Linked DNA regions of Homo sapiens: region 1 is linked to region 2. A link is a loop called in an ENCODE intact Hi-C map of the cell type or tissue named here. Cell type or tissue: PC-3. All regions are shown on one strand. Links, peaks and the distances in the headings refer to the core of each region. The heading gives the core; the rest is flanking DNA. Region 1 holds the start of LOC105372923 (a long non-coding RNA gene). Region 2 overlaps LINC00210 (long intergenic non-protein coding RNA 210).

Evidence for each region. A loop is a pair of places that touch in the nucleus more often than their neighbours do. Peaks named below come from ENCODE experiments on the same cell type or tissue, not always from the same donor. Only the 100,000 strongest peaks of a DNase experiment are listed, where the experiment ranks them.
Region 1: it touches region 2 in a loop (5-fold over the local background); 3 of 110 quality-filtered maps call a loop at or near these places.

The regions. Positions count from the first base shown.
Region 1 is chr1:218,155,480-218,172,391 of GRCh38, reverse strand. It overlaps LOC105372923 (a long non-coding RNA gene), which reads right to left and starts at 7,335. Exons shown (of 3, transcript XR_001738467.2): 1 at 7,150-7,335; 2 at 5,663-5,770; 3 at 3,773-4,064. In PC-3, for the core only: CTCF peaks have their summits at 7,391 and 7,598; DNase peaks (open chromatin) are centred at 6,611 and 8,171; H3K4me3 peaks cover 3,515 bases; H3K27ac peaks cover 2,935 bases; H3K27me3 peaks cover 6,489 bases.
Region 2 is chr1:217,915,163-217,932,074 of GRCh38, reverse strand. LINC00210 (long intergenic non-protein coding RNA 210) reads right to left here. Exons shown (of 4, transcript NR_048550.1): 3 at 13,771-13,882; 4 at 11,271-12,491. LOC105372922 (a long non-coding RNA gene) reads left to right here. Exons shown (of 8, transcript XR_001738466.2): 6 at 9,319-9,405; 7 at 10,332-10,525; 8 at 15,374-16,005. Among named protein-coding and RNA genes, the nearest start is that of LINC00210, 31 kb to the right of the region's middle. In PC-3, for the core only: a CTCF peak has its summit at 10,451; a DNase peak (open chromatin) is centred at 10,384.

The DNA of each region.
Region 1 (16,912 bases), core at 3,323-11,322, 240 kb before region 2:
GAAGAGGATACCCAATTCTGTATTAATTCCTAGTTTTGTATTTTGAAACTTAACGGTAAACAAAAAGCATCTAGTCATTCTTGTATAATGATATTTTTAAAAATTATTTGAGGAACATGTTAAAATAAGATGATGAAACACCTTAGAAAAGTCTACCTTATGAAATATTAATTTTATTTAGAAATTATTATTGGAATTTACTTACTGCATAATTTAAGCAAGATTAATTTCACTTAATATAAACAGATTCCATTGTAGTAGGCTGTCAGCCTTAGGACAGTTTGCTGTATTAACTCTACAATTCTTTTGAACTATTTTAATACAAAATAGTATGATGGGTTGAGGGTAATTACTTATCAATAGTTTGGTTCTATGAATTATCTTTTTAATATTTATCAGGAAGTAGGATTGCCTTTCAATTTGAAGGTTTAGAACCTTTTTGTTGCTATTCTTGCTCTTTGCTAAAGATGACTTTAAATTTCTTTGTGAATTTTTAATTCTTTCATTTGTTTATTGGGAAGATACAGAGAAGGTTCATTTTGATTCCAAGAGTATAATATAAAATGAATTTTCTCTGGATAAATTTGATTCATATTATACTATTTTAAAATGCATATCCATTATTATTTGAAAAATATCTGTTGACCAATAGTTTAATCCTTTTGAAAATATATCTTTAACACAAACAGTATTTAGGAAATGTAAATTTGAAAGAAGACTCATGATTAAATCATTAGAAGAAGATGTAAATGTTATATAAAGTGTCTTTTAACAGGGAAGAATTTCTTGTACGTTTTAATTTGGTTTTTATTTTATGAAAGCCAATAGAAATTTTACAATAGCCTCCTCTTCTGATGCTCCTCTTTCTGACCACCAGATGTCAGACTTTCACTGCAAATTTAAAATTCCTCATTGCGTAGTAGACACATTTTTATTTGTAAATGTTCACTATTCTGAAATCATTTCTTTTTCACCTCCAGCGCACGATTCAAAAACTTGCCTTTGAAATATGAATACACAGACAGGGATGTTAGCTGTTTCAGGCATACATTTACAGCTCCTATTTACAGTATGCCAATTTTCAATTCACTAATGAGTTTCATATTTTGAGATATCTCTTTACATTTATACATGTACATCAATAATAGAGCTCCTTCTAAAATAAAAATGCCATACATACATGCCAAAACATGGCTATATTTGAAACAACATATAATTTAAGAATACCAAAATACATTTTATTTTTGATTCTGGCAAAAACAAACAAAAAAACAGGTGAGAAAATATTTTAAGTATTTTTGTTTTTCACATAAAATCTGTTATATAGGTGTTGTTTTTGCACAAATATCTACAACACCTATGCCAGAATTCATAATCTTCTTGAGACATAAGCATAATTTAACATATTTACCTAATTTTAAATGGAAAACAGTAAACATCAGAGTATTATATTTTAAAATTTTGTATATGCTACACCCCAAATTCATAATCTTCTTGAGATTATGCCAGAATTCATAATCTTCTTGAGACATAAGCATAATTTAACATATTTACCTAATTTTAAATGGAAAACAGTAAACATCAGAGTATTATACTTTTTAAAATTTTGTATATGCTACACCCCAAATGCACAAAACTTATTATAATACAAATTCATCTTTTCACTTAGTTATATATAATGTATTATAAGACTTTAGTTCATGTTTTTAAAGAATTATACTTTTTATTTGTGTATAATCCCTGAAACGCATTAATAGAAATATAAGAAACAATATGTAAAAGTAATTGAAGAACTTTGGTGTTAAAGTTTTTATGTGTATTAAGATTTTAAGTTTTAAAAAAAGATTTTAAGTTTAATATTTATTAGTTTAATTAATATCTGATTCTAGGTAGTACAGAACCTAAATAATTTCCAGAAGTATGTAATTGGAACAGGAAAAGCCAGGAAAAAGTATATTCTTTTTGCATCACTCAACATGTTTTGTAAAAAACCACATACACCCTATCATAAGCATTAAAGTGTTAGTAAATTGGCAACAACTGGTAAACATGCTACTATTATTTACATTTCTGACTTGGCATTAACAATGGTAAATTGTAAAGCTACTAAACAACTAGTTACAGCAAATTAATGTGATACAGTTATCTTAAAGGAAAGGAAAAGAAAGAGGCAAGGAGACTGCTGGAATGTGTGCAGGAGGGAACTATCTGATTTAAGCCAAATCTCCCAAGCCTTTTAGAATCTGTCTGCCTTACAGCAGTACATCAAAAATAATACAATTGACATTTTCCTGTCTTCACTTCTGTTAAAAGTTTACATTCTATTATTCTTCCCAGTTGAGAGACATCAAATTCCAAGAATTGCTAAGACTGACTGTGGTAGTCCTGATTTCTTTTATAATAATCTTTTGATTGTTGTTGTTTAAAAAGTTTTATTAAAATAAAAATATAAAGAACTACTTTATTATTTTTCCGTTAACATAGTTATGTCTCACTCATTTCATTCAATGTGCTTTTGGCATCTTTCTCTTTTTAATATAAACTATACATATTTATCATAGATTTCTATCTTTAATGCTGCTTAGATACCCTTTTTAAAAAGCTTCATTCAATCTGGCCTCTTTTAATAGATATGCATGTATTCCTTAGTAAGGGAATAAAATTTTGCTTTCACTTAATACTAGGTACTTCATTCTCATTATTGAGACTATGTGGAAACCCTGAATACTTGTCACAGATTCATTTTATAATCCTGAGGTTGGTTTGGCATTCCATGATTTACGCAGGGGCTTTGCTTACAATAATTGATTCATTCCATACTTGAAACCCACTGATCTCATTACAGTTATAGGAAGGCATTTTAGCTGTTGCAATTTAGACTTACCTCAAAGAAAAAAAAAAGGCACGCTCTACCCACTTCGGATTTCTGCAACATGTGAAATAATTAGGTCATATCATGTATCAAAATAAAATCCTGTTACTGACCTTTCTAGACTCAAAAGGCTGCCCTGGAAATATACAATAAAACGTATTTCATTTTGAGCAATATTTGCATGGTTGAGAATGACACTGTTGTCAACTATTAACTTCATGCACCTATTTTTCCATTAATAATTTTACTGTATTAAAATAACCAAAACACAGGTTTGAACTATAAATTCTAATATTTAAGTCAGCTTCTACAAAGAAGCTCTCAGTTCTAAGAACCCAAAATATGAAATGTAGTATATTAAGGATACCTACTAAATATTATTGAAATCCTGACTCATCTTCAAAGGTATATGCCATATTTCTTTATTTCATATACTGTTCCATAAAAATTAAAGAATACATTTTTAAAACCAACTGATCATATTAAACTATGTCTTAGAACACTGCATTTTTTTGAAGGCTTTGATAAAAATGCAGTGGGTCTTAAAGAACACATAGAGAGAATTATTTTTATATGCTAATATTTTGAACATTTAAGAACGCAGAAAATATTTGGTGAAATACTGGTTATTTAAGGGAAACTGAACTAGCATTTTTATTTCGTAAATCATTTAAAGGCTATTTAAAAATAAAGGGGTGTTGCACATCGCTTCTAGTTATGTTCTTTTCATTGAACTTTCATTATTGCTGCAAAGACTTTAAAAAAAAACTATAGTTTATCACATAGTAATTTTATCCACAGCAGAAAACAAGTTTTATAAAGTTAAAAAGGACATTTTTGCAAGAAGTATTTTCAAGCACTTATGACAAACTACATGAAATAAATAAAATAAAAACTAGGTTGTGTGCACTTGAAGTTTATTGCTTAGGAAACATTCTCTTTAAGCTAATATAATCATTTCTATGACTTACCACTGTTTAGCTATGGGGGTGGGAGACATTTCTCTGGTGGGGAAAAAGAAACTTTGAGTTTTCCTGTCAATTGTGAATATTCTTGATTTGGCTGATGGGAGTCTTGATCTCCCAATCCTAATATCTTCAAGTGCAGGGAAATCTAATTCATTAACTTTTCCAAGCATTTTAAAAGTTTCTTTTCATCAGAGACCATTTTGACCTTCTTTATCCATACCACTCTAGAGATCAGAAATACAAATGACAATAACAGATACCCATTAGTAGCTCAGAAGCCCACGCTGTATGACTGTACACTCTAAAGGCAAATTATCTTTGTACAAAAATATCCATATTTTAAATGAACCGTTAGACACTGGATACCACAGTGACAAGTATCCTAAGATCAGCATAGGATCATTTTAAAATGTTCTAATCTTAAAAATGTGAGATATGAAATATTTTAAAATGTATTTACGCAAAATGTATTTTTAAAATACCCTCAGATAATTTACTCATCTCTATTCTCCCACTTATATGTTTAAATTAAATATTAAAAGTAAAGTCAAGTCCTGAGAAACGACTGATTTCAGCACAAAGGATAACTGTTGTTCTTCAAGTTACTTCAAAATTATAGGAAGAACTGTTCTTTTCAAAACTTGTATTGCTTGAGCAAAAATGTATTTAATTTACATATGTGTTCCTTTTACTGAATAACCCTTTAATAGTTAGTTTAGTGAAAACTGTGTTCTAATAATCCAAGGAATAGTATCAGATGCACGTATCAAGAATTGTTCATCCTTACCAATAACTATATTTTAGATGATTTTTTATTTCCAATATTAAAATAAAAATGTTTACAGTTCCTTTGTTTAAAATAATCATTTTATAATTAGTACCTAATATTTGTAGAAACAAAAGGGAATTTGTGTTTCAAATTTAGAATGTATTGAAGTTTTTAGGAGATAATAAATAATTTAAAGAATTTTAAAGATTAAGACAAACGACTATTTTTCAAGGTTATCTATGTTTGTAAGTGGTGGTGTTAGGTTTTCTAGACTTTAAATTTACAAATTTTAGTTTCACAAAGTTGTATTATACCCACACCAAAGGGGAGAAATGTATAAATTTGAAAGTTTTTTCGAACCTTTAAAATAGAAATATTAATATGAATGATTACTGTGACTTTCTTTAGCCAACTATAAGTAACTTCATTCAGGGAAGATAAATTAGTAAATCTCAATGCTTTAAGTTTTTTAAAATAAAAAATTTAAAATTAACCAGAAAATCAATTTTGAAGTACAATATTAGTGAGAATAACTATAAAGATCTATAAAATACTTTAAAACCGAATCCATTAGAGGTGAATATTATGAGATAAATTTTCTTTAAAATTACCTAATTTTCTATTAGTTATGCCGCTCTCTTTTGTCTCAGAGTTTCTATTTCATATACTCTATTTTATATATCTTACTGAAATTATAAAACATACACTGTCCTGAAACAAATATCAGTCAGACATTTCAAACTCCACTGATATCTAAAATGTCCTTAGAAAAAATAATAGAAAAGACTTAAAAATAAATCTGGAAAGACTGGCATTACAATAAGCTTTTCGTTAACTAAAATAATTTATTCACTACGTTTTTATTTTCAATATTTTGTTGAAACAGAAGGCATTTATATATGTACTCTTGTTACTCTTGTAGAAAAGAGATTCCCCCCTTTTTCAAGCATAATGAATGTACTGAAATCACTCTCCCGTCACTTATATAATTGCAACCATTAATAAACATTTGTGTGGCAATATTACCAAGCAGCACCTAAAGTAAATACATACTTTACGAATTCTGGATTATGTTCTCAATTTGCACTCCATTTCCTTTTTCCACTTGGTTATATTTCCCTCACTTCCCTTGTTTATTTTCATAATCACACCTTCCCCGACCTGTCCAAAGAACCATAGTGGTTACAGTAAAAAACACTGTACAGAAACATTTTCTACAGCCAGTTTATGAGAGTATTGATTCATTTTGGATACTTTTTCTTGCCACTCTACTGCTTTTCTGCCATTCTCACACGTGCTCCTTATCCAGGGCACTTACATGAACTCCCCTCCTCTCTCTGCTGATTTCATCGTCCCCCCCACCCACCATCAAACATTAAACCCCTTGAAGGACTACTCCCAAATCTCATTCTGTAACTGGATACATTAATTTTAAAAACTGGGTTTCTCGTGAAAGTTGGCTTTGTGATTAGGTGTCTTAGAAAATTCTTTGCACTGGGAAACGGACTATATGGGAATTTCCTTATGTTTTCTTTTTCTCTCCCCACAATGCCACATAAGGTGCGATTCAATATTTTTGATAACTTTAAGGGCAAATAATATTTCATGTTAATTCCTATTTCCTGAACAGAATTTTAAAGCAAAATAATATGCAGACAGTAACCCCCCAAAGATGGTTTAAAATTTTTTTCTCATTTGCATAGCAAGATTTAATTTTCATCCCTTAAATATGACGAATTGCTGAGATTTTCTCCAGTTAATGCTTTTAACAGCTCCCAATAAACTTCATTAATCAGGCAAGCTCGAGGCCCAATGTGTAGCCTGCAAGCAGCTAATTTGCTTGATGAGACCCCGACTTCAGTGAATAAACAGGTGTATAATCTGAGGGCTTTATGGCCTTAATTACAGTCTAATCAGTTCAGCGGTTGGCGGGCAAAAGAGAAAGAAAAAATGGTGGGGGTGCGGGGGGAGCTCAAAGCCACTTTTCCTAAAATAGGCGACATGTCCTCTTTCTTAATACACCTCAACGACTAATCTTCAGTTTCTTCTCCCCGTCTATTTCCTCCTTCCCGTCCTCTGGCTGTTTCTCCTCGGCCTTCCCTCCGCTTAACCTCTGCGTTCCCGCTCCTCCTTTCTCGCCGTCTTGGCGTCTCCCCGGGAAGCGCTCCGCTCCCGGGCTCGGGCTCGCACCTCCGCGATCCCGGTTTCTACCGTTCCTCGGGCGGCGGGGTCACTTTGCTCCCCCTCTTGTTGGCGTCCCCCCTTCCTCCCCTCTCTTCTAGCCCTCTCCGCTCCCCCCGGCATGTCCCGCCCCCGCTCCCCGCTGCACATCCTCCCTGTCACCCGTGGGCCGCCTGACAAATCACTTCAAGGGCAGCCGAACTTTGAAGGACAAGACAAAGCTCCGGCATATGGTCCGATCCCCAGATGTTTGTCTTTCTTCTGCCGCAGCCCCCCACCTCCCCCTGCCCGGGGTTCGTCGGCAACCCAGCTCAGCACTTCCTTCTCCTTGCGCCCCGCGCCGCTCCCCGCTCCCCCACCTCCAAGTTCCCCGCCGAGGGGGAAGTCGCTTAATTTTCCTCTACGGCTTTTGTTTCGCCGGCCTCCCTCTCTAGCCGATTAGTGGGGGGCAAGGCGAGGTTCCTTTAACCTAACGAGGTCTGTGGAACTCCGCCGTGAGAGTCTCCCGGTCGGCTCCCGGGACGTGGGGTGCGGAGAGGCCGCGACGCGGCGGGACAGGGCAAGGCCCCGGCGAGGTGCCGTCCCGAGACGCCGTTCGCGTCCCCGCTGGGGCGCGGGCTGGGGCCGCTCTGGGTCCCGGCGCCGCCCGGGACTGGAGGGCGCGCAGCGGGTCGGCGGCTCTTCGGCTTCCCTACCCGCTCACTCGGGGGCGCACTGGCACCCCCAGGCCCCGGCCGCGGAGGAGCGAGCCTCCCTCGCCCCGCAGCGCGACTCCGACTGGGAAGCCGCGGCAGGGGTGATGGAGGAGACACCCCCCGTTTGGGCGGAGGGAAGCCGCCGCACCCCGGGCAGCGGGGAGGGGTCCGGCGCTGCGCGAGCAGGGTTGGCCCTGCTCGACCTGGGACCCCTGCTGGGTAAAGTGCGGAACAGGACGGGGAGGAGGGAGCGACCCGCGCCGGGCCAGGCGAGGGCGGACTGGAAGCAGCGGGGCTCACGCGGGAGCGCCTCAAGGCTCTAGACCATAAGCCGAGCCCTACCGCCTCGGTGATGAGCCCGCACCTCTTCCCTATTTCGGACCGGCCAGACCTCCCACCCAGTCTTCTCGGTCCTGCTGATGACCCGTTGCTGACTAAAACTGTTTTGGGTCTAGAGGGTCGCGCACGTCTGGCCACCACAGCTTTGGGGCGAAGGAATTGGGTTTCACTTAGTCAAACTGCCCCGCGATTTACTTTCTTCCTTCCCCTCAACCTGCATCCCCTTAGCGGTGATTGATCCGTAAGAGCCCAGAGAAAGTCACTCCCCCCGCTTCTTAATCAGCTGCCTCTATCTATTTATAACCACACAACTTTGCTGGCGGTAGGTCAACAAAGGCGTGGAGAGCGGCGGAGAGTCTCCGCAGTGCAAACAATGAAATAAACGGGACGTGTCTGTTTGCATATACGTTACCCGGTGAAATCCGATTGTCCTAGGACAAACCAGCGCTCAAAGGCTGCAGTCATTTTATTTCTCCGTAATTTTATTTGCCTACATTTAAGGAAGTAGAAGGTACTAATCCTGCACGGCAAAAATAGAAGGGCATCCGGTAAACAGTCTACTCTCTTCCACGAAATGTTTTAGAAGTCTGAGCATGTGATGATGTCCTGTACAGTGAATTCTGGTTCTGACAAAAATGCAAATTCTAACCCGAGAAACTGAGTTTACATATTCAGATGTTGTTTTTATTGTTACCGTTCCCTCCCCCGACCCCACACCCTAGGTGGGGAGAGTTTTGGAGTTTTTACTTTTTGTTTAGTCCCTACTGTCACCATTCTTTAATAGATAATGTTATTTTTTAAATAAAAGTAATTAGTCATTTTAGAAACGCAGACTCGAATTATGTGAACAAAGTGCACAATAAAATATGTTATCAATATTTTTACTGGTGTAATGGAAAAATATATCCTACGCAGAAGGATTAACTCGAATAAAATATTGACTACTGTAAAATAGAAACTTCATGGTTTCACCACATATATTTTCGGTAAGTGGCTGAATCAGCAGAAAATTATTTAAAACTACACTACAGTTACAATGTCTTAAAAACAGATTATGGCACTACCTCAAACCATGTAAATAACTAGATCGTCATAGTAAAACAGAGGTTTCCAAAAAACATCAGGAAGAACTTAGAAAATTAAAAAGTATTTTTTTTCGCTGCTGTCCTCAAATAAGTTAGGTAGGTTCTACAGTCTTTGTGGACAATAGGTGAGCCTGGACCTTTTGTTCTTTGTGTGTGTGTGATCATAAAGGAACAAATGTCTGTTTTGCGACTAGAGAATCAGGCATCTCCAAAAGAATAGCCATGCTCAGCATCCTCTGCTTATCTAAACTAAATTACAGCTTAATAATATTGCATCCTGTGCTACCCGGATGCTCTCACACACCTGAGTGGACCAGGGCATTTTACTGCCTAATTTCTCTTTTGTGTTATGTCTTGATAATTAAAATGCATTATTCCTTCTTTTTCAAAATACAATAGGAATCCCTCATCTCCTGCCCCCAAGTTCTGAAAATTCTCAGACCGGCCCTGGAGAAATACAAATGCACAAAGCGACAGGCGAAGCAGGCCCTGTGTTCAGCACTCAATCATTTCCTGTCACAGGTGCAGCCTCTATGCATTATCCTGCCATGATTGATAGAGTGGGTTTGTGCAGACCAGGGGAGCTGGGGAGGCTCAGATGGGGTCCTGTCATTTGGGCTCCATTTCATACTACCTGTAGGGAAAAGGAAATGCTTTGCAGGGATTGGCTGTTTAGTGAGTTTTAAATTTTAGTTTCTCATATATAATAGAAAGGTCATATTTTCTAAAAGTTAACTATATCTTTAAGCTTTATCTTAGAGACAACTTCATTCTGGGAAAAACAAAACAGCCAATGGTAACGCAATAGATTTCATTTCATTTAGAGTTGATATGTTACAGAAGTACACCCACAACCTAATTTCCCATAATTACATTAAGTATGTAGAGTTATTTCCTTAAATCTTAGTCTTTAAACAGAAGAAAACCAAAACATTTTTGGTTTATACCCATATTGAGATTGATTTCTATATAACAAGGCTAAAAAATGCACTTACATCATTGCAAAGCACTTTACTACACGACAAATTTTGTTTTGTTATTGTCATTCAATAATACACTAAACATACAGAATACAATACAAAATAAAGCAGAAATATTTATCGTGTTAGATTGTGGCTATTTTTCATTTTAGCTGAGGACCAGATTTTTGAGTTAGCTGTTGCTATGATCAGTCAAGATCTTAACTAATTAATGTAAGATCAAAGTTGGCAACCATCTCACCAGTGTTATGTAAAACTGTAAAATCCTCTAGGTCCTTCATTTCTTTTTGAAATGGCTAAAGGCAAAATGATTTGCATAAGGAGGTCTCAGATTTTAAGATGTAAAACTTCTTTCATTGGGATTATTAAGTGGCTTTCAATGATATCCACAGATGTTCATGCACCCACTGCAATGCTTTAATATTTTTCCTTGTGGTTTTTACATACAGCCTGATAGATTGTTTAAAATGATAGGAGTGGGAAATGAAATGGCCTTTAAAATGTTCCCAATTTTTTTGACACCAGAGCATTCTATCAACACATCTCCATTTTATAATTGCAGCAAATGCTACTACATTTCTCTGAGAAATTTGCCAACTAAATTGTTACCAAACATCAAATTATCCTTTATTTTTCTTAAACTGACAAATTACACCCAAAGAAAAGAAGGATTAAACATTTTAGCTTCCTAGAAAACAGACCTACAATCTACAAGGCATTTTTGGTTTTTCGTATTTTCCCTATTACAGCAATGATCTGGAAAATACAACAATTTAAAATTCTGAGCGTCCACATAATCATTTGGAGTAAATGTTTATATAAGTAGCATTTATAAAGAAACATTAATAAAAGGTAATTCATATTGCCATTTTCTCTTTTTTATAAGAATTAGAATGAAAAGGGACAAAATATTAAAAGTTTTATATTAATAATAAGCTTTCAATGGCTAAAAAATTAATAGACATTATTTAAATGAGCATAATGCTGAGTAAATGTGTGGATTGCTGTATTTAGGTACATATAGTAAATACAAATAATACTGACCATTATCTTTAAAAATGCACATTTGTTTTATTTAGAGCAATGTTTTAGAAAATCAGCATTTTATTATTTGGAGAGCTTTTAATTATTTTAGCTATTATGACAGTATATTTTAAGACACTAAAATAAAAAGACAACTTTAAAATACCTATCATTTTATTGTAATTAGCATTAGACTACTAGATTCATAGTTAACTCTTGTCCATTTTGTTTTACGTTAACCATCAAGCAAGAACTGTGGTTATAAAGTGTTCATGATACAGAATGTTCCTTTGGTGTGTCATTTATTATTATTAGATGAAAAACGTCCTCTACCTTATAACACCATTGCATGAAGGTTCTTAATCAAGAAGAAATAACTTTTGTGTATACATAGAGAGAAACCTGCAGTGTTTTTTTTAAATACGAGTCAGTTTCAGGTTTGCGTTGAATTGCATTTATGACTTACGAATAAAATGGATACTGGATGAAAGATGACTATGGTTAAGTGAAACAAACTTTGTGAGTGGGAGAAAAAAATCTTTGGCATTGGGTATATGTATGTGTTTGTCCTTTTCATGATGGGCTTTTTACAATCTTATTTAAATATTGATATAGACCCCCCAAATTGAGAGAGAAGCCAAATGAGATATCGTCACACAAGGGCAAGTTCATCTTTTTTGCCTATACGAGGAATACCCTAAAAAGCAGACCCAAAGCTGCCAATGTGGCCAGTAGGTGAGTCAACCAGAGCCAGATGCTGCAGCAGGGGAACATTTTCTCTGTCCTTTCAGCTCTTTCTTTGAAACAACTCAGAAGGAAGAGAAGTGGAGAGGTTTTACCTCTAAATAATAGGTGGTATCCTTCAGTGAATAAAAATGACATTTCTACCTTTTTCTCAAACACACACCCACATATGATGGCATTCTTGAAAGAATATTATAATGTTATGCTGGTAGGAGTGAAGGATGAACAACAATATAATAAAACTTGAAAAGTTGAAGCTTGAAAATGTTTTTGGTTAGCTTGAATTATGAAACTCCACTTTTCTATTTGTTTCAAGTTTTGTGTTTTGAGGGCTGCAGACACTGATTATCAGGTTCAATGCTCCTGAAGGATCTTTTGGTTGACATCTAGAACAATACCTTTACAAATAGATCTCTAAGTAAACAGAGTAAGCCAATGAGACAGCTACCTAAGGAAACAACATGATTGAGCTCTCTGTTGGAAAGTCACAATTCTCACCTTTCTACATCCCTTCCCGCCACCCCAGTAGATCTCAGTGCTGTTATTTTTCAATGTCTTGCAGCTTTTGATTCTTCATGGCTTATAAGGCGAGCTTTTTTATTTCCCCCTGAAAGGTATCGTGCACATAGCTTGCTAATGAAACTTTTTGAAGTAGACTGGCATAGTGATTTATTAGTAGTAGCATTACTAATAATATACATAGTAGTATTTCTCAAGTGACAGCAATGTAATTAGTAATATCAAGAATACGAAAAAGACAGAACTCAAGTGCCTGTCTGAGAAAAAGACAAATAACATATAACCAAATCAGGATACAAGTACCCATTCAACCCAGTTCATGAACCTGGAATTTTAGACTTACTGCTTTCTTTTTAGCTAAAGGATAATTTTAAAAAATTACTAGAGCTGCAATGCTAAATCATGTAAACAAGTTGAATAAAATAAAAAGCATTTAGCTAGAAACTTGATTTTCCAATTCTATACTTACAACTTACTTGCCCTAGTGATAATCTCGTTTGGCAGAAAAGCTGAAAAAATGTAAACTTGCCACTATTGTGAGAGAATTCGGGCAGGGTAGCATTCAGGACAGTGCTACTAAAATGGACCCTAGGTTAGCCGTATTAGCAAGCATCTCGTTACCTGGGGCTCTGCCCCAACCTATGGAATCAGATTCATTGTGAGTGGCACCCAGGGTTCTGTATTACAAGCTCAAAGACAATTCTTATGCATAATGAAGACTGATAACGTCTATCTTAGAGTGTAGCAAGATGTTTTAGTCTTTCTCAGAAATGTATTTTCCTGAAATAGCTTCTATTTTAAGTAGGTTTCTATCAGAAAATATTTCTTATATGAGAAACGAAATTGACTAGAAAGTCTCAGAGCTTTGGACCTCTGTCTAAATTACATTTATAACTCTCTGTAACTTGCTTAAGATGAAGTCTCTAAAGTTGAGATAATGTACAAACATTTCCTATATTCGTTTAAATAACATAAACCATGAGTGTGTTAAGTAGTTATGTCTACATGCAGTAGTTGTTTGGTATTTTGGTTTTAGTGACTAGTGTATATGTGTAGCCCTAAAGGCTCTGACAAACCAGCCATCGTTTTTGAGGGTTGATTACAAGCCTGTTTTCTTGTGTATATCACTTCCTACCCTGGATCGCAAAGGAGGTGGCAGAACAGCAGGAACAGTGGAGAAATAAAAAAATAGTCTGGACAGTAGTTGGTATTTGACAAAATGACATGTATCATTTTTTGGAAATACGTTAGCCAATCAGTCAAGATTGAGATGCCCATAATAGAAAAGGCAATGTAACACAGATTTGATCAACAGATATTAGTTGAATGATTAACAAAATATGTAAAAATCTGCTTAGAGAATTCTTAATCACTTCTTCTGTCTGTAAATCTCCTTCTTGATACAGGAGATGAAAATGACTTCTGTACTGCATTACAGTAGAGAAGGGGTGTCCAATCTTTTGGCTTCCCTGGACCACACTGGAAGAAGAATTGTCTTGGACCACACATAAAATACAATAATGATAACTGATGAGCTTAAAAAAAGTCGCAAAAAAAAATGTGTTAAGAAAGTTTACGAATTTGTGTTGGGCTGCATGCAAAGCTACTCTGGACTGCATGCGGCCTATGGACCGCGGGTTGAACAAACTTGCAATAGATCATGCCCGATCAATGGAGCTAGCAGGTCATAAAGCATGTGGTGCTACTGCCTGAAGAGATGATGTCTTTGTCAAGGAGGACAAAGCATAAGTCAAAGCCAGGAGTCAAACCCTGAATGTGTATTGACTGTCTACTCTGTACCAGCACAGTGGTCAAGGAAGAAAACAGAAGAACCAATGGATATTGTTGTACCCTCAAGAAACGTTGTTGGAGAGAAAATAATTGCTTGCTCAAAAACATAGAAAAGCCAAAATGAGCGGTGTCTATTTATTGCAAATGCAAATTTGTTCAAAGAATATGATGGCGGTTTTGTTGCAAGGAGCAGAAACTGGCCAAAACCTAAAGAGAATACTTAGCTTACAAAACTGAGTTGTCTTTAGACTGGCATTGGAAACGACCTAATTGAGAATCTTAGTGATTCATCGCATGTCTCATATGCTTCCTTCTTTCTACCTTACCTACAGGAGTGTCAGTTTCATCCTAGGTCTAACTTGTTCATAGTTCCAAGATGTTTTCCAACAGCTCCTAGACCTGCATGCTTGTTTGTGCAGTTGGAAAAGAAAGTGCATCTTTGTCTCAGCATTTTAGCCAAACCCTAGTAAATTTCATATGTCTATCCCTGAACCAAATATACCATCAAGGGAATTCAGTCCCTGGGTTTAGCTCAAGTCTCAAGTCCTGCTTTTAGAGCTGAGGATGGAGTGAGCATCCTTGGAACCAGAACCTTGTCAAACACATCTTGGGACTGGTTGGAAGGAGGGAATGCAGGAAAAGGAGGCAAACAAGCGGCCAACATAAAGGGTAAGTGAAGGCCAGAATAATGAAGGAGTACTTCTTATAAGCAGTGGGACTAGGCTGGCACTAGAAGAGCCGGTAAATAGAGGGAAAGAGGAGAGGAGAACACTCGGTAGCAGAAAAGAAAAAAGAAGCCCAAAGTCGAGAATTGGCACGGATGATGGGAACAATGAAATGGTCCTGACTAAGCCAAAGAAAAAATCATATTGGAGAGTACAGGCATTAAGTTTGGTTCTTGGGGCTGTATTTTGCAGGGTAGGCCAGTTTAGATTTAATAGGGTAAGCAATAGGGAATCATAGATAGATGGAGTCGCACGGTAAAAAGTATTCTCTTACACTGTTTTGTTGTTTCTCAAACCAATTGAATGTGCCTTCATTTCATTTTTGTTTTGTTTTTTAGCAAACAATTAGGTATGAGGTGCTGGATATAAAGATAAAAGGCGCAGAGCTGACACTTAGAGAATTTCCAACCTAGTAATGTAGATCCATGTAACCGACTTCATTATGCAAACTGTGCCAAACAAATTTGACCCCACTAATTCATTTATCAAAACTAGGAAAAACACGATAAAATATGATTTTATATTTTGCTTCAAAATAATTACATCCCCTTCCTCCTTACATCTTTAGGTTTTATATTCAGACTCAGGGCCTTGTTTGGTCTTCTGTTTGGCCACAGTGAAAGAAGCCTTCATGAGCTCTGTGGGTGTGAGAAAGGAATTGAGAAGTCTAGCTGTGAAGGGACTCAAGTTATTTTGGAAAAAAGTCATAAACAAAAACTCAAAAGAAATGCCCTACACAAGAAGGTTCAGGACACAGAGAGAGAGAGAGAGACAGAGAGAGATTGAGAAAGCGCTCCTGTGTGCTCTCTTTGGAGGAACCTTCCTGTCTCCCAATGGGCCGGGCAGCCTGGCTGCTCCGTTCAGCGGGGACGAGTGTCAGGTTGCTGCAGGTGTCGCTGACGGCCGGTGAGTGATTGCACCATCAGCTTCCTACCGCGATCCATCATGCGGCCCCAGCCGGTGAAGAATCACAGCCTCAGCAAGGTGCTGAGCCCAGCAACATATCATTAAACAAGGTTACCACCGGCAGATTTGTTCCCATGATCAATCTGGTCAATAACCGTTCCACCTCGCTGTACAATTTCTCCCCCACCCCCCCCACCTTAAAACATAAACAAGTATTATGAAAGCACTTGCAGAACAATGTAAAGCTTTCAGAAGTCTTCATTTCTCCCGTGGCATTCCGCAAGCTTCTTTAAAAACCCTTATAAATCATGAAAAATAACCTTTACTACAGGATATATCCTCAGGCAAATGCTCTACCCTAATTCCATATTTTATTACCTGATACTGACTGATTTTTTTTCTCCAATTGATTACTGAATAGCATTGGGACAATTTCTTTTTTTATTTCCCCTCAAGTCTGCATAGCTCACTAGTTTCTTCCCTTAGGAGGTCCCAAATGAGATAGAAGTAAAACACTTATTGCTTTTACGGCTCAACTTTAATTCTCGTGTTTTGCATTTAACTCTTCACGTGCCTTGGCAGACAAATTACTAAGTGGTGTTGGATACTTGCTTGACAGAAAGTATCTTGACTTCATTACAGTATAATTGAGATCGGTAAATGTTATAACCATTAGAATTGAGCAAATTGAACAAGAATCTCACAAGAAAAACCAGTTCAGTACTCTCCATTGGGTGGTTTAAAACAAAAGATCCCAGTAGATATGGGAATTAAACAAACAAAAATGAAAAAGTCCATATATATGAACACTTATTTCAAAAAAGAATATTTTTCAAACATAAACTCTCTTTTCTGACTAAGCCCCTTGACTATTTCAGAAACTTTAAATTTTATCTGATAAAATATCTTATACTTTCAATATGAAATCATCCTTCAACTGTGGATTATGCCTGTAATCCCAGCACTTTGGGAGCCTGAGGTGGGAGGATCACTTGAGCACAAGATTTCAAGACCAGCATGGGCAACATAGGGAGACCCCCATCTCTACAAAAAGTAAAAAAAAATTAGCTGGGCATGGTGGCATGAACACCTGTAGTCCTAGCTACTTGGGAGGCTAAGGAGGGAGGCTTGAGCATGGGAGGTCAAGGCTGCAGTGAGCCATGATTGCACCACTGCAGTCCAACCTGGGCGACAGAGTGAGACCTTGTCTCAAAAAATATATACGTTAATCTTGTTCAAGTGGGATCTCCTCTTATTCTAAAATTAAATTATTGATCTAGTTGCTCCTTATGCCTGAGTCACTTATGGTTGTAAG
Region 2 (16,912 bases), core at 5,571-13,570:
TCACAAAACCTTCTCCCTCGTCGCTGTTCCATTTCGTTTATATATAGCGAATGTCCAATAAGCTCTGACTGATGCCGCTTTCCTTCTTAACATTTCCAGTCTCCCAGCATTATTTCAGATGGAATCAGAGTCATTTACTTTTCAGTGTGCGGTGCCCCTGGTGCCAGACCAGCTGGAAAGGGTGACACTGCTGAGAAGGCTGCTAATCTCAATGGCCCTTGGGTCTTTCCTCTAAAAGACACAGGAAGTAAACAAGCCAAGTGCTATATATAAAAGGGTGGGATGTCATTGTCATTGCTGCGCAAAAGCACTCATGGTGTTGCGTGTCCAACACTAGGATTTTTTGAGATTATGTACAAGTTGAAAAAGCACCAGTGGCAAGAACAGTTGCCACTCTGAATCACAATTCCTTTTTTAAAATACTATGGGAGAAGGGCTAATAAAGCTTTCAATTCTTCTCTGCCAATGCGTGCCGACAGAGGTCTAAGATGCGACAATACAAAATGTTCCATCTTAATTATTGCCTAACTATAGAGACAGGTGAGTTCAGGAACAGGGAAAAGTCACTTTGGAAAAGACGGAGGCCCAGCTTCCTTTCCAAAAGCTGCGACAAAAATGAATTATCTTCTTGATGAGAAATACAACCCTTAAATAGGCAAAGTAAATAGAAAGCTTGTACTTGATCTAATAAAACCAAGTTGCTCTGAAATTCTCTGGATACCACTGATCTTCGGAAGTGTCATCTTTCTTTTAATGACTGTTTCTATGAAATTAAGCAGTTTTCATTTTTAAAAGGATGAAAACAAATAGCTATATTCTTAAAAAGTAATTAAATAGCTCTTGTAGTAACTTAGTTGTTCTAGGAGCTGCACCAGATCTTGTTTCAAATGAAACAAAAATAGATAAATTCTGACTTCTTCACCACATAAAGTATGTAAGTATTATTGTCTTGGCACTGTCACTTTTTTTCCCTAAAAATCACTTGTAATAAAATGTAAAGATTTTCGTCTAAGTGACACCTATCGTACTAAAAACAATATAAGATTCTGTATTTTTGCCTTCCTAGTATATTCACAAATTATCAAAAATGAAACATTTTAAATGAATTTAAGGTAAAAAATTATAGTTTATAAGGATAATGAATTAAATTTGGTTTGAGATTATAAACTTTAAAGGGCTAATATTGACTTTACAAGATATTTATTTTTAAAAATTATGAAAAATATTAACAAAAATTTTAATCTTTCAACATGTTTTTTAAATTAAAAAATATTTCTTTCTTGGAGAATTATATGATCATACCCAGAATTTCTGACTACTTTGACAAGAGAAGCACGTTAAATTTTATTTTTACCATAGCTAGTTGAAATTTTTTGTTATTATTTTGTGATCATTAAATTATTATTTTGTGATAATATAATGAGATATTATAGGACAGAATTACCAATCTCATAAAATCATTTCCATTTCAACTGGAAATAACATAATTTTGATTTTAAGAAGATTTTAAAAATATTTTATAATTAATTTTTTTACGGTGCTTTATGCTTATTTTCAGAGTAGAATTTCTAGTGAGAAGAGGACTATAATCTTAACTGAACTACTATTTCAGTTGCTTAAAATATTCAATAAGTTCCCTTTAAGAAAGAAAAATTATTTAAGGTTTTAGACACTAAAATTGTTGAAGTGCTCTTTTTCTCTTGAATGAATATATTTAAGGTTTCAGATCTTTGTAGTAGTAAAAAGATGATTTATCGCCAAGAAACAAACCATGGAAGCCAATGTTGGGGGTGGCAGAGGGAGAGGTGGAGGACTGAGGGAGCTCTGTTTTCATTTCTTTTTATTACCTGTGAAATGCTGTTCATCGTTAGTAGCCATCACTCTAGGTCTTAAATAGTTTGGCCCAACAGCATTTGAAACCCTATAACCTCAATTTTTAAGTGGTGTGCTTTCCTGGCCTAGTTGGGCTGTGACATTATTTCCTCTGCCTTCTGAGTTAAGAAAATTACTTTTAGCAGGTCATAGTAAGGGCAGGATTATTACATAATTGGAAGAAGCATGTTCCATTTTTCAGGAACCAGACAGTATTACTGGGGTATTGCGTGTATGTGTTTTCTTTCTTTTTCCACCATTTACACAAGTGCCCTGTGTTCCTTTTGGATAAAGACAAGACTTCTCAGCACCCATTTCACCTCCAATTTAATGAAGTTGTTAAAGTAGCAAGACTGACAGGTTAATTATCCTTTATAAAAGGGGGACAAATTGAACTGTGTCTTTCCATCATTTTTTGATATATCAAGAAGCTCCTGAGGTGCCCAGATGCGGCTCTGGTGAATAGAACAGCTAATCCACTCTGCAATTCTTTGCTGACCCCGCTCTCCCCACCGGGGCCTCACTATATTGCAGTTGGTTTTTGTTTCACATTCAACAGATTCCACTTTATTATAAATTCAGAAGGATTTTTTTCTCCCTCTCTCCATATGTTGGCTGACAGCTCCCCTGAAATAACTGATGGCTAAATTTAAACTCTGATGAAAATTAACCCAAGTGTTAAATGCAAACAGGAGCTGCTTGGAAGAGAAAAGAGTTATCATGGTAGATGCCAAACAGTGGAAAATCTGTGTAAATTAATGGATCCTCGCTGATGACAAGCCGTCAGGCAGTTTGATGGCTCTTGCTAGCGCTTTAGTCCCACTGAAGCTGGCCAGAGGGCAGAATGGACAAGTCCTGCTTTTCAAAAAGACCGCGGGAAGCTTGACAGTAACGCTAACTAGATCATCGAAAGTTCATGGTCAAATAAGAGATTTTTTCTTTTTTTTTTTTTTTTTTTTTTGCAGAGCTTTGCACTAACCAGAGTTTACAGACAGCAGAGCCATGAATGAGATATCAAATTGCAAGTGCAGCAAAATGATCAAAAAAAGAGAAGGAAGCCAGTGAGACATGATTTAAAAATCAAACAGACAAATTTGCCACTGATTTTAAAGTTAATATTGAGAAGCTGGTTCTTAATAATTAAAAATGATAAGCATTTGACTTGAAAGATTTTCCACTTAGAAAGTAATACTTCGCTCGCCCTAGGAATTTTTCAAGAAATTCCATTTGCACTTCTCATTTTTTTAGATTAAAATATGTAATTTTAATTACATATTTAAATTCATTGAAAGGAAATGGAAAACAAATCAAATATAGCTGTTTCCTATTATGATATATATGTGACAGTCATAAGACTCTAAGAAAAAAGTTCAACCACTCATTCAGTCATTCATTTTTTCTTCATGAATGAGGCAATCGTCTGCTTCTCTAAAAATATAACATTAATAATGTGCTATTATAACTTAATATTAGTAGGATAAAATGAATAGGGCATTGAATCCTGAAAAAGCAAAATTGCTTTCAGTCCGGGCTCAATCTCTTAACAGTCTCATGATCTTGAACAAGTGAGTATCAGTTTATTCATTTGTACAATGGGAGTAATAGTAATAAAATCAGGTGGGATTCTGAAGGTGAAAGCTAACCTTTACCAAATGAGCTAAAGGAAGCTTGCAAAACCAAAGACAAAAACTTTCAGACACTAAAGAAGTCTCCTGAGCATCGGACAGTGGAAAGAATATGTGATATCAAGTCACAAAAGTTCTGTCACTCTAATCTCTGCTGCTGATAAGCTGCATTTTCTTGCTCAGTAACAAAAAGGGATATTTACATTTTTTTCAAGATTATTGTGAGCATTGAGTGTGATAATATCCGTGAATATGGCTTCTGTGTAAGCTGTCATGCTCTATGTAACTATTAGTTCTTATTGTGTTGCCTCCCCTTCCTTCACCTGTGTAAATCCTGCCCATCAGATGAAGGTAGACCTCAAAGCACACCTTTCTCACCTCCAGGCACTCCAGCCTCCTTTATTTGGTGTGCTTTTCTTCAGCAGAGCTTAGCAGCTTGGGAATAAAAGCAGAGAATTTAAAAGATAAAAGTTTTGAAGAGTCAGCACATCAGAGAGACAATGAAGTGTGGTGGCAAGTACAAATTTAAGTTCCCAAAGCTGCTATGTGACAAGGTATGTATTTTTTTCCTATGACTAAATTCAACTGGTATCTTGAGCCCTCTGTTTGTTTTTCATGGTAGGAAACTTAATCTGATAATTCCAGGTAAATTTGATCAAATTCACTCATAGATCAGTCATAGTAGCAAACTAAGTCTAACTTAGGCAAATTCAGGATTCTTTGGTCCTCCTCTCTCTGGCTCCTAGGGATTTCATAGTGTCATGGCAGTTCTCCCGTGGCAGTATCTGGTCAACAGTTGGGATCTTCTGCCCATTGTTGTACTCCACTGAGATGTAACTCTTAGCATCCATTTTTCTGGTATGTCATCTTCATGAGACTTCTGTTGAGAGATAATAACTGATCTCCACAGGCTGGCCTATACTGTTTCTTCTTTTGCGGCTTCTCTGCAGACTGGTTGCAAATGCCTCTGCAGGTCTACCAGTTAGCTCAGCTACCTTTCACAGTTCCTTCTGAGACTAATAAGAGCATACAGAGTATTAAATGTTCTTTTTGCTATTCTGGAGTTGCTGGAGACTCCACCCTCTCACTACTCCCTAGAAATGCTTCACCCATCACTATTGTCCTGGTCCCTATGCCATTCTGGCTGCCAGGCACCTCTGCAAGGCTTGCTCCATCCCAGAACTCTAGACAGAAATTGGGTGCTTATCCTGTGCCTTCAGATTCTGAAATATTTGTGAAGTTATCCCTACCACTCCCAGGACACACTGACATCTCCTTTTTTCTCTTTTCCCACTCTCCTTCTCTTTGCTCTCCAACTGGAATTTTTTTTTTTTTTGGAATGGGGAGAAAGGAGATTAGTGAGAAAACAACAAATTCTGAAACATCACATATATTTTCCAGTCTTTTTTTTTGAGATGGAGTTTCACTGTTGATGCCCAGGCTGGAGTGCAATGGTGTGATCTCAGCTCACTGTAACCTCTGCCTCTTGGGTTCAAGCAATTCTCCTGCCTCAGCCTCCCGAGTAGCTGGGATTACAGGCACCTGCCACCATGTCTGGCTATTTTTTGCATTTTTTAAAATAAAGACAGGCTTTCTCCAAGTTGGCCAGGCTGCTCTTGAACTCCTGACCTCAGGTGATCCGCCTGCCTCAACTTCCCAAAGTACTGGGAATACAGGCGTGAGCCACCGTGCCTGGCTTTTCCAGTCTTTTTTATCTGATACATGGATTGAAGCTTTTGATGAAAAAAAGATATGAATTGTTGTCTTCATCCATCAACGCTTTCTAATGCAATGGTTGAACACTTGTCTGGCTGCTCAAATTGGAGGTCACAGGCAAGCCCATCAATTAAATACTTGAAGTTTTGGTGTTTCTGTATATGCAATAGGCAAGAGGGCAAGGCCATAGGTGAGAGAGTGGTTGAATGAAGGATGAGAAGAACTTGGTTAGAGAGAGGAAGAAGTAAAGACAAATTGGGGGGGAGGTGGAGTTATTGAGATATGGAGCTCTCTGTAAGAGTCATGTAGACTAAATGGAGTAAGGAAGGAAGAACACCAAATGGATTAGAGGTTGTATTGAGAGAGAGGTGAATTTTCATTAGTATTTCTAAGATTGAATCATTCTGAGTATTTCATGCAAAGTAGATTCCCAAAATGGAGGCCAAGGAATTGAGAAGACCAAAAATATGAAATTTGAATGTTAGAAAATTGGTAATCTTCTGGATTCTGAGCTTGCCTTATTCATTACCAAACTCCTATGGCACCAGTTCTATCAACACATACTTTTGAAACTTATTTCTTGTGTAGTTAGTGGCATTTCGTGTGAGTTAGGGAGTTAGAGTCCTGTTCCTTGGGGATAGAAACTATGCCTCTTCTTCTTCTTCAGAGAACAGAATAAGGGATATATCTTGCCAGGCAGAAAAGGAAAAGGCTATAAATATTGCATTCCAAGATGCAACAGGAAACATTGTATTTGGATGATGCACTACTTTAAGGCATTTATTTTCCTACTGTATTAACAAATTTAGAAGGTTCACTCTGCTACCATCCTTATTTTACTACCTGCATTTCCAAAATGCCTCACCTCCCAATACAGCTGAAATGTATTCATAAGTTTGCCATTGATTTAATCAAAGTTTACTGCTTGCCAAATCATGTAATATATTGTAGAACTTGAGAAAAGTATTTTGAATTAATGGCTTTGTCTGATTATATGTCCGTTTCTCAGTTCAAATGGAGTAACAGAATTAAGAGTTGATTAAAGAAAAAAACACATTATTAGCCGTTTTACTTATGTGGTTATTCACCTGTCAGGAAATATTATGGAGAGAATCTATTGTACAAAGCGAGCTCTACTTAAGACAATTTTTATATATGTGAAATATTTGCCATCTCTTATTGTACTCTGTAATTTGCAAGCAGTTTTGTGAGATCTGATCATCTCTCATATTGGGAGAGTTACAAAGCCATTTGTTTTTTATGTAATGAATTGGTGGATGGGCAAGCCTAAAACGTATGTCCACATATGTCCATTCTTTCATTCAGATGCTCTCAAAACAAGAGGCTCCTGATTATGTCAAGGGCATTTCCTTATTCTGCAAAATGGCCAGAAATCCAAATGTTTATTTTCTTAAAGTGCTTATCTTCACTTCGGAGTCCCACCTGGGATTAGAAGAGCCAAACATACTAATATCTGATGTATTCTACATCCAAGGAGGGATCCGAAGGCCTGGGAGGCAGGAGGGCTATGGGAACTCCGGTCAGCAATTCCCGCAGCTGGGCCAGGTGCCGGAAAGGCCCCGCGAGCCGGGCGGGCGTGATGGAAAGCCGTTGACATCTGACGGCCCTGCCAGTGGCCTCTGCCCAGAGAACAGGGAGGGGTGCTCATCCTGGCGAACCCATCTCCACATCACAGCTAGCACTAATTGGTCCTCTCGCTGGCTGTCACGGCGGGGAGGCCTGAGATTGGCATGCGTCTGTGCCGCCCGCCTGGGCCGAGCGCGCCCAGGGCCTGGGGTCCCGCCGGCCGCGGGCACACGGAGGGGTCGCGGAGCGCAGCGGAGCCGCGGCTGACTCAGCGCGCTCCGGAGCAGCAAGTGAAGGCGAGAACGGAGCCCTTCTGTGAGGCTGGCACCCAGAGCTGGTTATTTTTAAAACCACAGCAATGATTCATTGGAAAATGTAGAAATCTGCATCACCTATATTTTTTGGTAAAAAGCGTCTTTTTGTTATTGTCTTTTAAAGAGGCATGTTCTCTTTGTCTCAAGCTCAAAAGTTGGCGAGTTCAGACTTTCAGAAACCTTACAAACCCTCTTACTCTCAGGAACCTTGCAAACCCTCTTATCTGGTTAGAGCATGCATTATAAATTTCAAGTCGTATGTTCATTTCGGTTTTTCATGTGACCTCCATATATTGAGTGACATCAAAATGTAAGCTCTTAATGTGAACTCCTATGTCTGTCTTACACAAGATTCGGGATCTGATATAGATTCCCATCTCCTTCTGATGAGGACTAAGTCTAAGTCATGTGCTTTAAATGCTCGCTAGAGCCCATGGGTTGGCTGGTAATGTGATTCTAAGGTTGCCAAGGGGTCATGAATTCTGATGTTGTTTTTGCCTCAAGTGCATGGGCATTTTCTGATGACCTTAGATCATGTAAACATCCTTGTGCCCTTCCCACCTTGTGCACTTCAGTGCACACTTGCACACACATCACCCAGGGCCACAAATATGAGACAGAAACATACCTTTAATCAGTCACACTATAGTCCTTTCCTAAAGGCTCCATCCCATTCATTTAATTAATAAGATGATAGTTAAATAAAGTAAGAGGTGGTCACATAGTGAAATACTATGCAACCATTTTAAAAAGATTTATTAGTGTTGTATTTATTCACATCAATATAAAGTCCATGGTGTATTAGTAAGTTATTTTTTAAAGTATATAGTATAAACTATTTTGTAACAAAAACCTTTTTAAAAGGTCATATTATATATATTTTTGTATACAAAAAAAAAATCTGGGACGACTTGCCCCATGAGTATGGGTTATTTTTTCACGGTTTGCATTAATTGTCCCACTTGTTGGTTGCAGAATTCTCCTTTCCTAGGCTCACGTAGGGATGACTGCCCTCCTCAACCCCAGTCAGGAAAACATACACTTTGGCCTTGCTAGTCAGAGTATTCAGACAAGTTGGAGGTTTAACACAAGATCAAAGATGGGCTGTTCAGAGATTTCTCCGTATTTTGTGGGGAGTTATTAGAGGAGAAGCTCAATTTCCACTGGGATTGTTCCTCTAGAGGTGTGCCCATTTGTGGTCCTTGGCAGCTACTGTGTCCCCTGCAGCAAGACAGCTGGTTAGGAATGCTGAGAGTAGACCCTGGATGGCAAGGGATTTGCCTCTGGATCCAGCCATGCCTGAAGCAAGATCCAACCCTTGACTATTTCAGTTACATTATCTTTTTACTCAAGTTAGATTATGTAAACTACTTAATAGGTAACTTGTGTTCTATTCTCTATTCTCTATACCTCTTTATTTTCTAAATCTTTTGGATTTAGCAAAATTTAGCATTGAGTATGTGTACATTTATAACCAATATGTACATATGTACATACCTTCATAAACTATTTTAAAAGCTACATAAAATATTATTTTCTGAAGGTTTTACTATGTTCCAACAATAGACATATCTAATTCTCACAACAATCCTTTGAATTAAGTGTTATTAACCCCACTTTATAGATAAGGAAACTGAGACTTGGACAGGTTAAATATTCTAGCCAATACTCCTACTACACTGTTAGTAGGTGGTGAAATCCCTATGCAAACTCAGATTCTAAAGCCTATAACTATTATTCTTTACTGTGTTAGATTAATTGAAAGGAGAAATCAAGCCTGATTCTCATATGAAAAAGTAAGCATTCTGTTTTGTGTGGCAATCATATCTGTGTGCATTTATCTATATAGCTAGAGACATAGATGATATATATCATGCACATTTGTAAATGAATATATTAATATATATGTTTTTTGGACAGGTGATGATTTTCCCAAACCTTGCTGTGTCTCCTCAGTAAACTCCTGCCAATCCTACATCAATAAGTGCTCTTCAACCGTTCCTATTCCATTTGTTTTTCTTGTAAATATTTCCTCTGATCTATTCAGTTATTTGTAGATTGACCCTATGTTCTACTTTCTAAGGCTGTCCTGGCTTATGCCTATTGTCCTAGTATACTTATATTGACACTGATTTTTATACTCAGCAGTTGGGACAACAAGTGACATAGTTGCTGTAGTTACCTGTTCACATTTATTCCTCCAGGGTGGCTTCCTGGAAGAATGATACTGGAGTTGAATTTGAGATGTTCCTTCTCTGTACCCCACAACACCCTGCACAGCTTCCCTCATGGTGAGTCTGATTCTGTAATCACCCAGTTCTTCTCTGTCTCACCTCTAGACTTTGTGTCCAACAAGGACAAGGGCTATAGTTTCAGGTGTTTATTTTTTTCTGTGTTTATCTCTTGGACCTAGCATAGTGCCTCACACATACATGCCGCAGTGATTTTTTTGTTCACTTCTTTGCCTGTTTCCTGGACCGTGTATCCACAGTCAGCCCTGTGGGGAAATGCCGTTTTATTCATCATTGTACCACAGTGCCTGGAATGGCCCCTGCAATGTCAGGTTCTCAATATCTGTTGAGAATATGTTGAATATGTTATTAAAGAATGAGATTTTAAAATCAAAATCTCTGTTCTATCTATGAGCATACCTTTATTTTCTCCATTACTAAGCTTTTTGAGGAAGAGCTTGACTTCTGTATCTGACTCAGTGTTGCAGACCTCACAGTGCCTAGCACTGTATCTTGCCCACAGTCAGTAGGTAACATAAAAGTTGGAAAAAATGACGCAAGTCAAGTCCTGGCTCTACTAATTACTACTTGCATGACTACTGGAAAAGGCAGTCATGTGCACCCCATCTTTCGACCCCTGCATGGTTGCATAAGGATGTACCTTGGGCTGGCACATTTCCTTGCAAAGAGATAAGGAGTCCTCCCAACCTGAGCTGGGCATATCTCTTTGTTTGGGCATACCTTTCCCTGTTCAGACCTCGATGTGCACATTGTTGTTCTACTTAAGTGTGTGTGTCCTATGGCACTCAGTCAACTCCACTGCTCTATCTGTTCCCGGCAGGGAGGGAAGAGTTCTTTGCCTGCAGCATGAGAGAGGTATGTGCAGACCATCTCCCTACATCAGCCAGAGCAAGACTCACTGGCACTGTGGACTGATGCTCCCTATTGAAGCTAATCTTGCTCTGTTTATTTTCCATGTGTTAAAGCATCGCTCCATCAGTGTCTGCATGAGTCATGTCTTCCTTGGTGACCCTGCTTCCTGCAAACCCTGCAGCAGGTTGACATTCTGGGACTGCTGCTCCTGGTGGTAAGCATTGTTAAGCTTTCTGCTCTCCACCGTGCATTGGGACTCCTCACCCGGAGGTGGTAACAGGAGTCACTTGTTTGACAGTGACCTTCGGTAAGTTGCTTCCCTTCCATCCTCAGTTTATTCATCTTTAAAATGAGAAGATATATTCATGTCATCGATGATAATATTAATAGCTAACACTTTAAAATTCTTTATGTGTTATTATTTCTATCCTACAGATTAGAAAATGGAGGCACAGAGTGGTTGAGTTAGCCAGCATCACTTAGCAGGGAAGTGAGAGAGTGTGTGCACCTGGCATGCAGTTATTGCTTAACAAACAGCTGAGTCACTGTGGTGGTGACTATTGATGTCATTATTCTTGTTATTATTATTGTTGTTAAAATGGGCCTAGTAAAATCATATGCAGATAACATCACTACTGCATGCTCCTAATTCGAAGTCTGCATCACCTTGGGCTGGAGACAGAAGCAGAGACTTATTGTCTAAGCATTCAGGGGCTACTAGGATGCAGGAGGTGCCCATGGCATCCTTTCAAATTCCTTGCTATTCCAGTGTAGGCTAGTGTACATATAATTTGGCCAAAACTGTGCTTCTGCAAGTCCCACCTCCCTAGAGCTTCACAAGGGAACTCTAGGATTGTCCCTCCTTCAAGAGACTCTAGAAGAAAACCCATCCAATGAAGTGATCACTAGATCCCAGAGCTCTAGGGGTTTCGTAGATTCTTGGGGCTCCTTTCTTGGGGCTCCTTCAGAGGCTCCTTTGGGTGAGAAGAATGGGGAAAATGTGGGCATTTGTAGAATCTTAGGACTGACTTAACAAAGTACAACAAACGGAGTCATTTAAGCAACAGAAATTTATCATCTCACACCTCTGGAGGCTGGAAGTCTGAGGTCAGTGTCAGCGGGGCCACACACCCTCTGAAGGCTCTAGGGAAGGATCTGTTCCAAGCCTCTCTCCTGGCTTCTGGAAATGCCTTAGTTGTGGCTGAATAACTCCAGTCTTCACATGGTATTCTCCCTGTGTGTGTCTCTGCATCCACATTGTCCCTTTTTATAAGGACACCAGTCATGTTGGATTAGCGGCTCACTCAGCCTACTCCAATATGACCTCCACTTAACTAACTACCTCTTCAATGGACCTGTTTCCAAATAAGATCACATTCTGAGGTACTAGAGATTAGGATTTCAACATACAAATTGAGGGCAGTGGGGGGGCAGGAGGGGCATAATTCGTCTCCTAACAATATCAGACGCTGCAAGCTGACAGCCAGCAGCCGCTCAGCCTATGCTTCCAGCTCTGGGCAGAGCAGCAGACAAAGGGAACTAGTGGGCGCTTCCGCAGCCAGGCTGGAATGGTGAGGATCTGACTGCTGCTGAAACCAACAGTTCCATTCTCCCTCGGATAGCAGCATGAGAGGAAGCATAGCAATAACTAAACTTCAAAAACCACCGAGGGAGGCAGCAAGGGAGAAGTGAAGAAATAAATGGCCCAGCTGCCAAGTAATTCACTGAACGTGGCCGTCCTTGCAGGCATCACAGTAACTTCCGTATTGGAAAAGTGAATTAAATGAGAATGAGAACCCGCTAACGTGTTGTTAGCTCACTGTTACAATGCAGTGTGACATTTACTTTAAAAATCATGTGGAAGTGGTTAACAACTTCTATTACAGCATTTACAGAACTTCAGTGCAGCTGCTTTTCCCTGAAAGGGAGGCGTAAAGCCATTGAGCGGAGCTCAGCAACAGCGCCCAGAATGTGTAGCACAGGCAGCGGGCAGAGGGAAACGACACTGCATGCTGGGTCTGAGTGACTTAACCTTTCCGAGTTTCACCATCCTTACCTGGAAAAATAGGATAGCGACAATGCAATAACACATGTCAATGTGCACCACAGCCCACAGGGCAGACGGTGTGTAAATAGGAGAAAACATAGGAAAAAGTTTTAAAAGGTATATATAAACTGAGATAATTCACGTCAAAAATTCTACCTTTTTTCCATGTGTACTCATGATTTTTCCATGTGAACTCATGATATTGTGCCTCAGTTTCTCCTTCACCCTGAATATTATTAGAATTAGTAGAAATCAAAGCCTTTGGTGTGCTGAAGGGAGATAATTTCTGAAAAACTGCAATATGCAAATAAAGGCATTCTGCAAGCATTTATACTTTACTCTGCATATGCTCCCAAATGTTCAAAGAAATGGAATAATTTCTGCATAATTCCTATAAAAGGGAGAATAGTGCTAATGTTCAGCAGCCAGGTCAGTTTCTCAAAGGCCAGAGTCATTCAAAGCACATTCAGTAGATGGGAAGAACTAAGATCAACTCAACATGTGTTTGGGTCTCTTGGATCATGAGAACCTGATCATTTGGCTAGTCAGGGTGAGATAATATCATGCCTAGTTACGTACACACACAGTAGTGTACCAGGGAGAGGACAAAGTTTACTGGGCCCCCAAAGTGGGGTGGGACAGGGGAGGCAAGAAGTAAAAATGCAGGACAATGAGGAGACCTCGCTGAGCCCCTAAGGACTTCACTACTTACTTTTCATGTCTGCCTAGTTCCTCGCCTTTAAAACACCCCTATTTCACAGACGTATTGTGAATACAGAGCAAGATAATCAAAGCAAAAGTGTTATAAAATGTAAAAGGCCCAGTGCAATCGAAGGAATGATTACAAGGCTCCAGCGAGCCCTCTCCAGGCTTTCTGCAATCAGTGGAATGGTTCAAAGGCTGTGATTAAATCTGTGCATCCAACACCTCCTCCTTTCCCGTCTCCCTACTTTCTCAACAATGTGGTCCCTGCAGTTTAGGCAGCATTCAATATTGGCAGGATTTTAGGTGTTCGTGCTGCTATAAATCATCCCCACTCTGCTCCTCAGATCAGAATGTCACTTAGATCCCCCATGGGAGACATGAGGGACCCCTTAGATGGCTCATGGTTCCGGAGATTGTGCGGTGGACAGAGTGGCCTTACCCAACCCAAAACATCCCATCAGCTAACACAGTGTCTCAAAGAGAACCAAATCCCAGATTCATCCCAAATGGATTTGGCTGGAAGCCCCATTTTACATGCCCATCTTTTTAAAAGATAAGTACCTATCTTTGAAATACTAACTCCAGTTTGTTTGTTTGTTTGCTTGCTTGTTTGTTTTTCTTGCCTTTTCCTTGAGCTGAGGTCTAGATTGAGACCTTGGGAGAATGCAGAATGAGCAGAGACCAGGTTACTGCCCCAGACTAGATGAAGATTCTCAAAGGCGACTTAGCAGGCAAGGGAAGAGTGTGCAGGTGTTGGTATAACCTGCCTGCTGAGAAGGAGAAGCAGGAATAGAACAAACCTTATAAGCCTGAGTGTCGAAGGCTAGATGGAGCCTGAGATAGCCCACGAAGTTTCTCCAGGCTGGCACAGTCTTGGCACACTAGACTGTTAGCTGTGCATACCAGAAGGGCCTGGAATAATAATAAGAAATGGAGCAGCCAATGAAGCTCCCTTCAGCAGCAATCCATATGGACCAACCATCAAAGGGCTGAAGGGAATGATGGATACCCCAGCAGTGAGCAGTGTGGACAGATGACACAAGGGCTTCATGCCCCTCTCTTAGGACTTTCTAAGTCTCCTACTATTTCAGTGAATTCCAGAGGAACAGAGGATGCTGAACGAAATAAAGTTTCCATCACTCCAGCAGGGCATGATGAGAAAATGAAATTACAATAGAAAAATAAAGTTAGATGTCTCTCACACACTTGGGTTTGCAGACTGAGGCTCATTCAGAACGAAAGCAATATGCTCTCATTCCCCTTTCCTTTATTTTTATTATTTTTCTCTCTCTGTCATCGACGTCTCCTTTTTGGAAAAAAAGGATGTTGAGCATGCAGAAACAGAAAATGAAATGTAGGTGTGGCCATGGAGGTAAGAGCAGAGACATTGCCAATTGCCATTGGCAGACAGTGCCACCAAATGGAATTCCAGGGCTCCGCTGTCCTTTCAGAAGTGACGGTGTTCAAGGATTGCAAGTGCCCATCCCTGTCCTGTATGCTGCATCTGACTGCCCGGCGCCTGACACTCCACCTTTCCCCAGTCTCTCCAGCACTTTGGGCTTCTCCATCTTTTCCCCTCCTAGCCATCTGTTCCTGCTGCTCCAGCAGTCTCCCTGCTCTCTCCCCGCCAGGGCCTGTCTGAGCAGGAGGGTGTGAGGGCCTCTGATGAGGTGGGCCTCGGCCCCTCCATCACTCGCAGCCTCGAGGAGAGCACCAGCTGTCTGGCTTCATTTGCATTTTTCTCTCCCAAATAACGAAATTAGCCATGAGTTTCCTGAGGTGATGCAAGACGCAAATTTAGGCTAGATGTGTCAGTGTGTGATGGAGAGGGAAGGGGAAGGTCAGGGAAGTATTTTGATAACCAATTTGCAGCACTAAAACAGAAGGGGAAAGCAATACAAATGTTACTGGAGATGGACCTTTTAGCTCAGAGGAAAGTTAGATGAGGCTTTTAAAAGGTAATTTCCCACTCTCTGGGATGAAGGCACAAACATTTTATGAACAAACAGAAAGGGATGCCAACTAAGGCTGATGCAACTCTCAATTACTGAACATTTTTTGGCCACATACAGTAATTGTCCTAAAATGCCAACATTTGCTAAGCTGCATAGGCCAGGAAGCCAGACACTGCTGCAAAACCCCAGTGAGGTATAGAAGCTGACTGCCTTTTCCTCTGAACTAACATTTCAGCCTTCCTGTTTGCAAATAAAGCAGGACTCTGCTCATCCATCATGAAGATTCGGTTACCAGTTCAGTAAATGGTTCTCACATTTGTCATCTCTTTCTGATATTTTTGAACGAATTAATTGGTTATCATCTTTGAGGCAAATAAACAAACTCTTGGTTCTATTTTGAAGCAAGTTCATATATAAGGATTTTTAAAGATCCTGATATTATCCACAGGCTCACAAAGTTGTTCAAATGACCCTCTACAGTAGCAGAGAAAATTGGACCCTCAGATGGATAGACAATGAACTAAATACTTCACACAGGTTAGTTGCCATCCCTCTTCTACTTAGAATGAAATTTAAATTCCTTCCCAGAGTTTGAAAACCCATACATATCTGGCCCCTGACATCTCTTTAACCCTCTCTACTTCTCTTTCCCTCATTCATTCATCCATCCGTTCACCAATTTATCAAATATTTTGGAGTGCCTTCTGTGTTCTGGGCACTCTCCTAGGTACATGGAGTATAACAAAATAATGATTATTGTGCTATGAAGCTTAAACTTCACTGTGGGGGCAAGACAGACAATAGTCATTATACACCTAAGTAATTGAATTTTATAGTTTGTTAGATGCTGACTGCTATGGGAAAAAAAATTAAGCAGAGTAAGAGAGACTGAGCTTGACGGGGGTTGTTATTTAAGATAGGATGGTGGAAGTAAGTTGCATGGAGAAGGGGACTTTTGTGCAAAGTCTTGAAGGAAGTAAAGAGTGAGCCATGGGGAGCTCAGGGGAAGGCAGCAGCAAGCCTGAGATACTAAGGAGGAGGACAGAGGCCACTGTGGCCAGAGCAGAGTGAGAAAGGGGCAAGGTGGTAGGAGAAGAAATCCAAGAGGCCATGGGGCCAGATGGCATGGGGCTGTATGTGCTCCCATAGGGATTTTGGCTCTTACCCTGTGGAAGGTAGGGAGTCTATACAGTGTTTTGGTAAGGGGAATGGCCTGATCTTATTCAGTATTTTTTGTTTGTCATTTTTATCCTTTTGTTTATCTTCAAAAACACACAAAAGTAAAAGTGGCTTACAAAAATTCACTTTTAAAATACTTTTCAAAACATTTTTTGTAAGTGAGGAAACTAGAATAAAAGGAAAATCAAGGCAGGCAAAATAAAATTAAATCAAAGGTAAGCATAAATCACAAAATGAATGCAAATGTGAATTAATTTGGGAGCTAGAGGTGGGCTGCAATTTGCATCTGAGTTTCATAGCTGGTAAAGCAAAGTCAAGAACACAATCAGGTAAAAGATATATAATAAACGACTGTTCTGGGGAAACATAATCTGATTTTGGTCCTGAGACATGAAAAAATTTTCCCGAGGTTTTAAAAAGGGATGATCATGAGGTGTATCAGAAAGCATCCTTCATAACATCTTAATAGTAATAGTAGATACAATCATAAATTCCATGACCTCAGTAGAGAACAATGACACAAACTGAAGCAATATAACTTACATTTTAATAGGACCATTCTGTTTGAGGAGAACAGACTGTGAGGAGGTGAGGATAGAGTATTAGGAGGTGATTGCATTCATCCAGGGACATGATATCTTAGAGGGTTATGGCAATCGAGGTGGCAAGTGGTGGTTATATTCTTGGTATATTTTAAAAGGATGGTGTGTTAGTTTCCTTAGGGATGCCATAACAAATTGCCAAAAGCTTGATGGATTAAAATAAGAGAGATAGGCCAGGTGCAGTGGATCATGCTTGTAATCCCAGC